2 separate regions of the Homo sapiens genome follow, and region 1 is linked to region 2. Evidence: read pairs that join two places in POLR2A ChIA-PET (ENCODE). Cell type or tissue: OCI-LY7. All regions are shown on one strand. Links, peaks and the distances in the headings refer to the core of each region. The heading gives the core; the rest is flanking DNA.

Evidence for each region. ChIA-PET counts read pairs that join two places held together with the same protein. Peaks named below come from ENCODE experiments on the same cell type or tissue, not always from the same donor. Only the 100,000 strongest peaks of a DNase experiment are listed, where the experiment ranks them.
Region 1: POLR2A ChIA-PET joins it to region 2 with 11 read pairs; 4 of 35 experiments call an interaction of 5 or more read pairs at or near these places.

What each region holds. Positions count from the first base shown.
Region 1 is chr2:135,935,737-135,938,236 of GRCh38, reverse strand. All of the region lies in intron 5 of DARS1 (aspartyl-tRNA synthetase 1), which reads left to right. Among named protein-coding and RNA genes, the nearest start is that of DARS1-AS1, 48 kb to the left of the region's middle. In OCI-LY7, for the core only: no CTCF peak of the experiment used is centred there; a DNase peak (open chromatin) is centred at 946; H3K27ac peaks cover 1,312 bases.
Region 2 is chr2:136,386,563-136,393,716 of GRCh38, reverse strand. It overlaps the pseudogene RN7SKP141. Among named protein-coding and RNA genes, the nearest start is that of CXCR4, 270 kb to the right of the region's middle. In OCI-LY7, for the core only: no CTCF peak of the experiment used is centred there; a DNase peak (open chromatin) is centred at 3,736; H3K4me3 peaks cover 1,409 bases; H3K27ac peaks cover 2,008 bases.

The DNA.
Region 1 (2,500 bases), core at 1-2,500, 450 kb after region 2:
ATGAATGAAATGAAGCAAGAAGAGAAGTTTAGAGAAAAAAGAGTAAAAAGAAACGAACAAAGCCTCCAAGAAACATGGGACTATGTGAAAAGACCAAATCTACGTCTGATTGGTGTACCTGAAAGTGACAGGGAGAATGGAACCAAGTTGGAAAACACTCTTCAGGATATTATCCAGGAGAATTTCCCCAACCTAGCAAGGCAGGCCAACATTCAAATTCAGGAAATACAGAGAACGCCACAAAGATACTCGAGAAGAGCAACTCCAAGACACACAATTGTCAGATTCACCAAAGTTGAAATGAAGGAAAAAATGTTAAGGGCAGCCAGAGAGAAAGCTCGGGTTACCCGCAAAGGGAAGCCCATCAGACTAACAGCTGATATCTCGGCAGAAACTTTACAAGCCAGAAGAGAGTGGGGGCCAATATTCATCATTCTTAAAGAAAAGAAATTTCAACCCAGAGTTTCATATCCAGCCAAACTAAGCTTCATAAGTGAAGGAGAAATAAAATCCTTTACAGACAAGCAAATGCTGAGAGATTTTGTCACCACCAGGCCTGCCTTATAAGAGCTCCTGAAGGAGGCACTAAACATGGAAAGGAACAACCAGTACCAGCCACTGCAAAAACATGCCAAATTGTAAAGACCGTCGATGCTAGGAAGAAACTGCATCAACTAACGATGATGTACTTTTAAAGAATGATTAATTAACTAATTCTTAGTCTTATAATAATTACTTTTCTGATATTTTTTACAACATAGAGAAGTCAAAATAAATAGTACCTTATTGGTCTTATATTCCAACAGTAGCTTCCTTTTTTTTTAAAGAAGACTTATCTCTGATCTGTTTTTTTCTCAGGATTAAAAACTGAAAGAGCTCATTATCATTGACTTAAAATACCATAAGTGTCACTTGAGGTCAGGAGTTCAAAACCAGCCTGATCAACATGGCGAAACCTTGTTTCTACTAAAAATACAAAAATTAGCCAGGCGTGGTGGCAGGTGCATGCAATCCCAGCTACTCAGGAGGCTGAGGCAAGAGAATTGCTTGAACCCAGGAGACAGAGGTTGCAGTGAGCCAAGATCGCACCACTGCACTCCAACCTGCGTGACTAAGTGAGACCCCATCTCAACAACAAAAAAAAACCATAAGTGAATTCACACATATTTAGTACTATTGAAATAACCCTGCCAGTTTGAACCTACAGTGCTCAGATTTAGGTCTAGATTGTATCTACAATATACATCACTAAATTTCTCTTAAGGAGTAGTCTTTAAGACAGCATGGCCTCTTCCCGCCCTGATCCGTGTGCACATGCATGACCATATGTAAGAGTCAGGCAGACCAACAGGCAGACAGATTCAGAGATAGGCCTATATGTACTTACTGATTTAAGAGTAACATTGTATTTAGCTGGAATCTGTTTTCTTGGAACTCTTCAAGACTTACAAAACCTTGTAATTTTTACTGACCTAATTTGACAAATGACTTTGTTGTCTTTGTGTAAGTCTCATCTTGAAACAACCCCACCAGGAAGTTTGTAACCTAGTAAAGACAAACTGACCAAAGAGTAAGAATAAAGATAAATGAATAAACCCATTTATGTTGACCAAGAAAGATAACTCCCACATCTTCCAAGTAACACATCTTTTTCAGTACTTGAATAAAGAAAATTTGGCCAGATGTGGTGGCTCACACCTGCAATCCCAGTGCTTTGGGAGGCCAGGGTGGGAGGATCACTTGACCCCAGGAGTTGGAGGTTACAGTGAGCTGTGATCACACCACTGCGCTCTAGCCTGGGTGACAGAGCAAGACCCTGTCTCAAAACTAAAAAAAAAAAGTGTATGTGTGTGTATATATATATTTCTGTTTTTTTACTAGAAGCAAATGTAGTTTTAAGATATTCTTATTGTCTAGATGTGTGCAATGCAACATTAATAAATATTAGTAATAAATTTTAAGCCAGAAGAGCTTACAGAATTTGCCATAATAAAAATAAAGTATTTCACAAAGCATGAAGTATTACCTACTAAGTAGAATCTTATATAAGTAGTGACTTTGCTTTATCACTTATTTATTTATTCAGCCAGCAGTTACTGTTGATAGGTGCTTTGTGCCAAGCACTATGTGAAGACTCTGGGGTCAGAGTACTCATGGTCTAGTAAAGAGGATGATGAATTCCCACTAGTTATAAAAGTAGAAGTAGCAGCTCTTCAGCTCTCCAGTTTGGATTGGAGATGAAGTTTCTGTTAACTTGTCAAAGGGAATCCTAGAATTTGGGTTTAGGGAGTGGTGACAAATAGTTCTATTTTATAATAAGGAATACTAGAGTATCCTACACTATTTCTTGGAGTATCTAAGCTGAATGCCAATATTGATCTGCCAACTAGAAGAGTATAATTCCCTTTCCTGAAGTAACTAAATAAGGTATTTTTCCCGTTTGTGCTTTAGCAGGTTTTCCAGACATAGTTTGGGTTAACTAATATGATAAAATGGTTTT
Region 2 (7,154 bases), core at 2,790-5,289:
GGATCAGGGCTTATTTCCCTCAGCAGTTCCTCATTAGTGAGAAGGGGTGTGGCTGACAATCTTCATGGCTGGGCATTGTTTTGGAGGTTTTACACTGGAGAAAAATGTTATTTGACACAAGGTCAAACATGCATAGGAAGAAAAAAAAAAACTTTTCCTAATAAAAAAAACCTTGAATAAGTATAAATATTGATTGACTCCAGACAAGTGCCTGGAAATAAAATGATTTTCTAAAATTACCAGAATGCATTATTTATTGCACATGTCACTGAGGTAGGAGAATAGTATATTAGGAAATCCAGAGAGTTATCGAATTTTTAAAAAGGGACAGGTTGAGACTCAGTTGAGTATTGCTGACAAAGGCTTCCGAATTCCTCTCTGAAGGTTATGAGGACAGCCTCTCTATGGAGAGACACCACACCCAGTTGTAATGACAACATGCAGAAGGACTCAGAGGTCACTGACAGTCAGGAAATCTACTCCAAAACAGAAAGAGCACGCCTTCCAAAAAAAATAATAATAATGTCATTAGCAATTATTGTAAACCAAAAATAAAATTCTAAGCAAGCCCCCTGCCCCAACCCCACAGTCATCTGAATAGACTCCTTCCTCTTGGCCTGGGCACTCAAGTTAACCTGAAAGACTGGTTCACTGGTTCAGGCCATGATGGGAAGGGAGAGTCAGACATGCCTCATTATGCCCTCCTCCCTTTTGGAATTCAGGAAAAGCCGACCAGCATTAAACATCAACACAGACCTTAAGTCTTATAAGAAACATTTATAATCTTTTCTCTCTGAAGCCTGCTACCTGGAGGCTTCATTTGCATGATACAACTTTGGTCTCCACAATCCCTTATAATCCAGACATTCCTTTCTACTGATAAGAACTTTTTCAATTAATTGCCAAAAGCAAATTTTTAAATCTACCTATAACCTGGAAGCATCCCCCCCGACCTTGTCCTGCCTTTCTGGACTGAACCAATGCATATCTTAAATGTATTTGATTGATGTATCATGTCTTCCTTAAATTTGTAAAACCAAGCTGCCCCCTGACCACCTTGGGCACATGTTCTTGGAGTCCCCTGAGGGCTGTGTCATGGGCCATGGTAACTCACATTTGGCTCAGAATAAATACCTTCAAATATTTTACAGGGTTTGACTCTTTTTGTCGACATTATTGTTCTATTAAACAATCTTACAGTATTTTTCCAACTTTTTAAACTATAAAACTTTTATATTCATTATCAATTTGCCCTCACAACAAACCTATAAAGCATACGGACCACATGATGTGCCAATTTTCTTTATGGAGTACCTACCATGTGCCAGGCAAACAGGGACATGACAATATAGAACAAGACAGACGTGTTCCCTGCCTGTATGGAGCCGAAAGTCTTGTAGGAAGTCAGATGTTTAATGGGAGTTCCATATGAAGACAACTTTTGTTTTTTGTATCCATCATTCAACAATCACTTATTAAAAGCCTGCTTCATCGTATATGCTTGCCAGGCACTGAGACCCAAAGATAACAGAGACACAGCCTTACCTATAGAAACTTCCTGTCCCTGCCTATAGGAACTTCCTGCCTAGTCAGGAAGAGACTCCAAACAAGAAAACAGTGCTGGGGCAGGGGAAGCAGGGAGGAGGGGATAGGGCAGGAGCACAGATAATTTCATTGAAAAGGAGCTATTTGAGCTGAATATGAAAATAATTTGTGGGACTTTTGCTTTTAGGAGGAAAAATGTCTTCTGGGCAGAAGAGAGAAATGCATGTTATGCTCAGGTGTGAAGGAAATTTGGGGGTTTGGGCAGCCCTGGAAAGGCTGTGAAAAGAAGGGGTGCTGAAGGTGCGGCCACAGGGGCCAGCTGGTGCAGGGGGTAGAATTCCCATTCTACAGAGGTGAAACATCATCTGGGCAGGTGTCTCACCAAGGCATTCATATAATCAACTTTCACTTTAGAAAAAAGAATCCTGTTTCCAAAGTGGAGTATGGATTTAAGAGGGTGGTCACAGAAGTGAGGCCAGTTAGGAGTTAAAATCTACAATAGGATCATTCAACAAAGTATTTTTGTAAAAATAACTACACAGGGAAGTGAAAGGATTAATAAATCTAGGGTGATAAAACTGTACACTAAGCATACTATTTGTTATTTCATGTAATGTGCCCAGCATCTTTACTAGGAAGGTCTTAGTATTCCCATGTTATAAATTAGAAGACTGGGGCACAAAGAACTCAGGAAAATTTCCCAAGGCCACATGTCTAGTAAGGAACAGCAATCTGAACTCAAAGTCACCCGGCCCATCACCATACATTGCACGGAGTAGACACTCAGTAAGGGTCTGTCATGGCTAGGTGGGCAAGTGTTAGTTGCCAAGTGAGGAGTGAATATTGGGGGTTCTAAGGAGAAAGCTGTTGGAGTGGTTCTCAACCAGTGGGCATTTCACCTTCCAATCCCTGGAAGTGTCATCCAGCCTCCCTGTCTCCTGATGGAGAAACCTGAGGAACAAATACATAAACAGCAGTCTCTGGGAACATCCACCAAAACCTCGTTTACTGAACAAAGGGTAAGGGAAATGGTTGAGAATCAGGCCACGGGGACAGAGCCTGTGGATTCTGGTTGGGTCCTCTCTTTCCACCCACTCTGTCTGCTCAGCAGGACCATACATCACTTTTCCCCCAGACTGTTAATTAGAGAGACACCCGCCACCCCAACACAACACGGTAATTATGAAAACAGAGTGCTGTGCACAACATAACATGGAAATGAAGTGACATGCATCCAATTAATTAAACTTTCACAGCTCCAATCAGTCTTAATTAGAGAAGCTATCCTTTTCACTCTTCTCTTGATCAATACATGAGCTTTGCAATGCATATACATATTTTTAATCAATTAGCAAACAGAAAAAAAGAATGAGAGTCTATTGCTGAGGGTTCCATTAATTCTTCCACAAGCCATACCTGTGTGCACCGTCCATTTTTATTTTCAGAATTTACAAGGAACGCTGGATTTGAGACCCTGCAGCTTGTTTCCAAGTTTAAAAGAAAAAAAAAGAGAGCTGGGAAATGGCAGCCCCATTGTTTCCTCTTATTATTCTTGTTTATAGACCTAGATAATGCTTTGCACACTCCAGAAATTAAGAAAAGCTCATAGAACAGTGTCAGCCCAAAAGTTGTGTTTCTTCACATCATCAGTATACCACCTGTATACCTTTGACCAAAGAACAGCTCTTCCTGTCTGGGAAGGGCATCCTTCTTGACAGAGCATTCAGCTTTTGGAGGGCTGTCCACAGCTCAATGAAGACCAGATGAAGGAGACGCTAGCCCTTCGGATCAGCCAGCAATTGATGGGGTCACACATACAGCAGGCCAGATCAGCCTCATATAAGATATCGTCAGCACCACCCATCTGATGCTTCAAATAGGCTGCAGTGTGCTGTGTTCCTGGTCTATCTCCAGGTGAATTTTTAAATCTCAGCATCAGGCAAGTGAGAAAGTCGTAAGAATGGAATAAACAACACTTTAGTAACCAGGGGAGTCAAAAAGAACAGAAGAAATGAGGTGCAGAATGGGTTGGGCAGCTCAGGAAGCTGAAGCACAGACTGAGACATACAAATAAGGGTATTTTATGTTATAACCACTGTCTGCACATTAAAAGCACTAATCTGGGTAGTAATGAAAGCAAAACAAACCCCGTAGATAACCCCTGCACAAGATGCAAATAAGGAACTAAAGAGCACAGGCTGGCAAAGGTTGAAACCCCCACCTTTGACAGACATAGCTAATGGATCACAGCACCCTTTCCCACCAATTCGACATGACTTGGGACATTATATCAGTTAGTTTGACTTCAGCTGCACACAACAGAAACCTCGACTCAAATTGGGTTAAACAACATGGAAATGCACTGTCTCGCGTAACAGGAATTTAGGAAGGTCAGAAGAAGAGCGAACTTTAGGGTTAGTTGATTTGGGGGCTAAATTAAGTCATCAAGGACCTGGTTTCTCTCCATCTGTCTCTTGTTTCATCCTCAAAATTGGCTTCATCTTTAACCTGATTGAAAGATGGCTACAGCAGAAATCATATCCAGGAAGACAAGGTCCAGAGAGATAATCTTTCTCTACCTGTAGGAGAAAACTGAACTTTCCCAGAAACCACCAGCAGGCTTCTCCTGACATCTCAGTGTTCAAAGTCAGGTTGTTGCCCTTTCCTCAGTTAGCCACTGGCCCAGGGAAGGAGATGATAGACTCATCCATCTGGGCTGGAATGGATGTGAGGAATAACCATAGTGTGTCCCCTATAAAAACCTAATTCTTTATAACATTGTGGCACCCACTACCAACTACTGATCAAATTGGAACCAGAGAGAAAATGTTCTTGGCCTTCCTTGGACTGGAGAAAGAATCAACAGTGGGGACACTAGTAAGCATGGCTTAGTAAGGATGAGGGAGTGACAGAGGAAAAGGGGATATCATTTTGATTGGAGAAGGATTTGAGAATGAGTTCTTGGGGTTGAGGAAAAGCCTAGTGCCCCTTATCCCCAGAGATCTGGCATAGCCTACCTAAACTTATAAAGCAAAAGTCTTCAGTGGATGTGATACACGTACAGGGAGCTATTGTTCCATATCATGGAAGAGAAATTAGGTTACTGTGTACACTTCAGGAAAGGAGTCTAAATCAGTTGTCATCTTAAAAAGAAAGGTGAAATAGGAATCATAGATCCAGAATCCAAGATCTCAGAGAAAAACACAAGCATCATTCATGAAAAAGACATCCCAGGGTTGTGGTACCTAAAGGAGAAACATGTGCCAATCTCCTTCTGGCAAAGACCATCATTTTTCTTAGAGGCAATCTTAAAGACCCTTCTCTCTTGGTTTAAGGTAGGAAGGAAGAACCCAATAACCCCCACTCCAAAAGAAATTCTTACTCTCCCATCTCTCTCCAACTCTTCCCTTCTCTCACTTATCACCTGGAGGTGGTGATGGGCTAGATTCCATGGGGATGTTCTTTTAGCAGGTCCTGCATGTAGAGAGTTTGGTGCCTCTGTTTAGAATGTGAGGATATCTGTCGCTGCCACCTATTGTTTTCAACTTTGCAGCTTCCAGTGATGGCTGTGGGGCAGGGTGGGGGGGGGGGGGGGGCGCATATTCAACATTCTAATTCAATCATCATCAAAGACTAAAGGAAAGGAGAGAGAAGAGAGGTGAGGTTAGGTGAACATAGTATAAATGAGTTAAATCCTCATTTTTCATAGTGGGAGTTAAAAATATTATCTAACATTCATAAACCAAGAAATAGAATAGAACATATTATAAAGAGATAACCACCAAAAGAATTAAATCATAAACAGATCAAAGCAGGGGCTAGGGAGGGGTATTGACAAGGCAAGAGACTGCAGCTTCCCATCACAAGCTCTTCTGGACTACCTCCATTACTTTAATAAACACGTAAAATATCTGAGAAGATAAATATCTGTTCACTCTTGTATTCCCACTGTCTGACATGTAGTAGGTGCTCAATATTTATTTATTCATTCATTCTTTCTGAGAATGAGTCTCGCTCTGTCACCAGGCTAGAGTGAAGTGGTGCAATCTCAGCTCACTGCAACCTCCGCCTCCAGGTTCAAGCGATTCTCCTGCCTCAGCCTCCCAAGTAGCTGGGATTACAGGTGCCTGCCACCATCAATACTTTTTTGTTTTGTTTTGTTTTGTTTTGAGACAGAGTTTTGCTCTTGTTGCCCAGGCTGGAGTGCAATGGCGCGATCTCGGCTCACCGAAACCTCCACCTCCCAGGTTCAAGCGATTCTCCTGCCTCAGCCTTCCCAAGTAGCTGGGATTATAGGCATGCACCACCAAGCCCGTTTAATTTTGTATTTTTAGTAGAGATGAGGTTTCTCTGTGTGGGTCAGGCTGGTCTCGAACTCCCAACCTCAGGTCATCTGCCCACCTCGGCCTCCCAAAGTGCTGGGATTATAGGCGTGAGCCACCGCTCCCAGCATCAATACTTATTTGTTAAATGAACCAATGATATGTTCCAAATAAGAGCAATGGTTTGGCAAGTGCCCAGCTATGTAGGTGACAAATCTGTGCTTCACCCCTTAGAGCTGAACCCCCGGGCTTTCTTAGATGAGTTGGTGTCAGATCACCTGTACATTCAGCCCTGGTCTCTCTTTCTGGACCTAGTCTCTTACAAACCTAGAGGAGCAATTTTGAATGCTCTGTCGACTTGAAATTTTGACATCAGAAAAACAACTTTGCTTGCTGATCAAGTCACACAATTTTACAGTTCTCCATCAAATAAGTCCCATGACTTACTCTGGGTGTAGACCAGATACCCAGCTGAATGGCAGCATTCAGAACTCTCAACATGAGTAATCTACACACGGGGAGATCTTTATGGGAGAGTCAAAGGTAGCTGTGTCATTTGGAGCAGTCTAGCAACTTTACCTAGTGGCCTAATGCCTAGACATAATCAAGTATCTAGGACAAGTTATGCATATGCCAACTTGGTCAATGTAACCTGCCCAAGTCCCCCACCCATTCATGGACATTGACTAAGAAATGGGCATTGACCAAGGAACATTTTCAATAAGTTATTTTCCTGAGGATTTATGGGGAAAATTCTCGATGGTGACAGAATGTTCCTCAAAAGAGCAATCGAGGCCGGGTGTAGTGGCTCACACCTGTAATCCCAGCACTTTGGGAGGCCAAGGCAGGAGAATCACTTGAGCAATGGGAAAACTCCCTTGAGGATCAGTATGCTCCTGACAGGTCATGTTCTTAAGTTTCCCATTGATGGTTTCAGGAGATCTTTAAGTTATAAACAAGTATGCTAACATGTTGATTTGCAGTATCTATTGGGCAGGAGCTATCTGAGCATTAAAATATAAAAAATCAGGCTGGGCCAAATGCAGTAGCTCACACCTGTAATCCCAGCACTTTGGGAGGCCAAGGTGGTCAGATCACTTGAGGCCAGGAGTTCCAGACCAGATTGGCCAACATGGCAAAACCCCAACTCTACCAAAAATACAAAAAGTAGCCAGATGTAGTGCCACACGCCTGTAGTCACAGCTACTCGGGAGGCTGAGGCATGAGAATGGCTTGAACCCGGGAGGTGGAGGTTGCAGTGAGCCGAGATTGCGCCACTGCACTCCA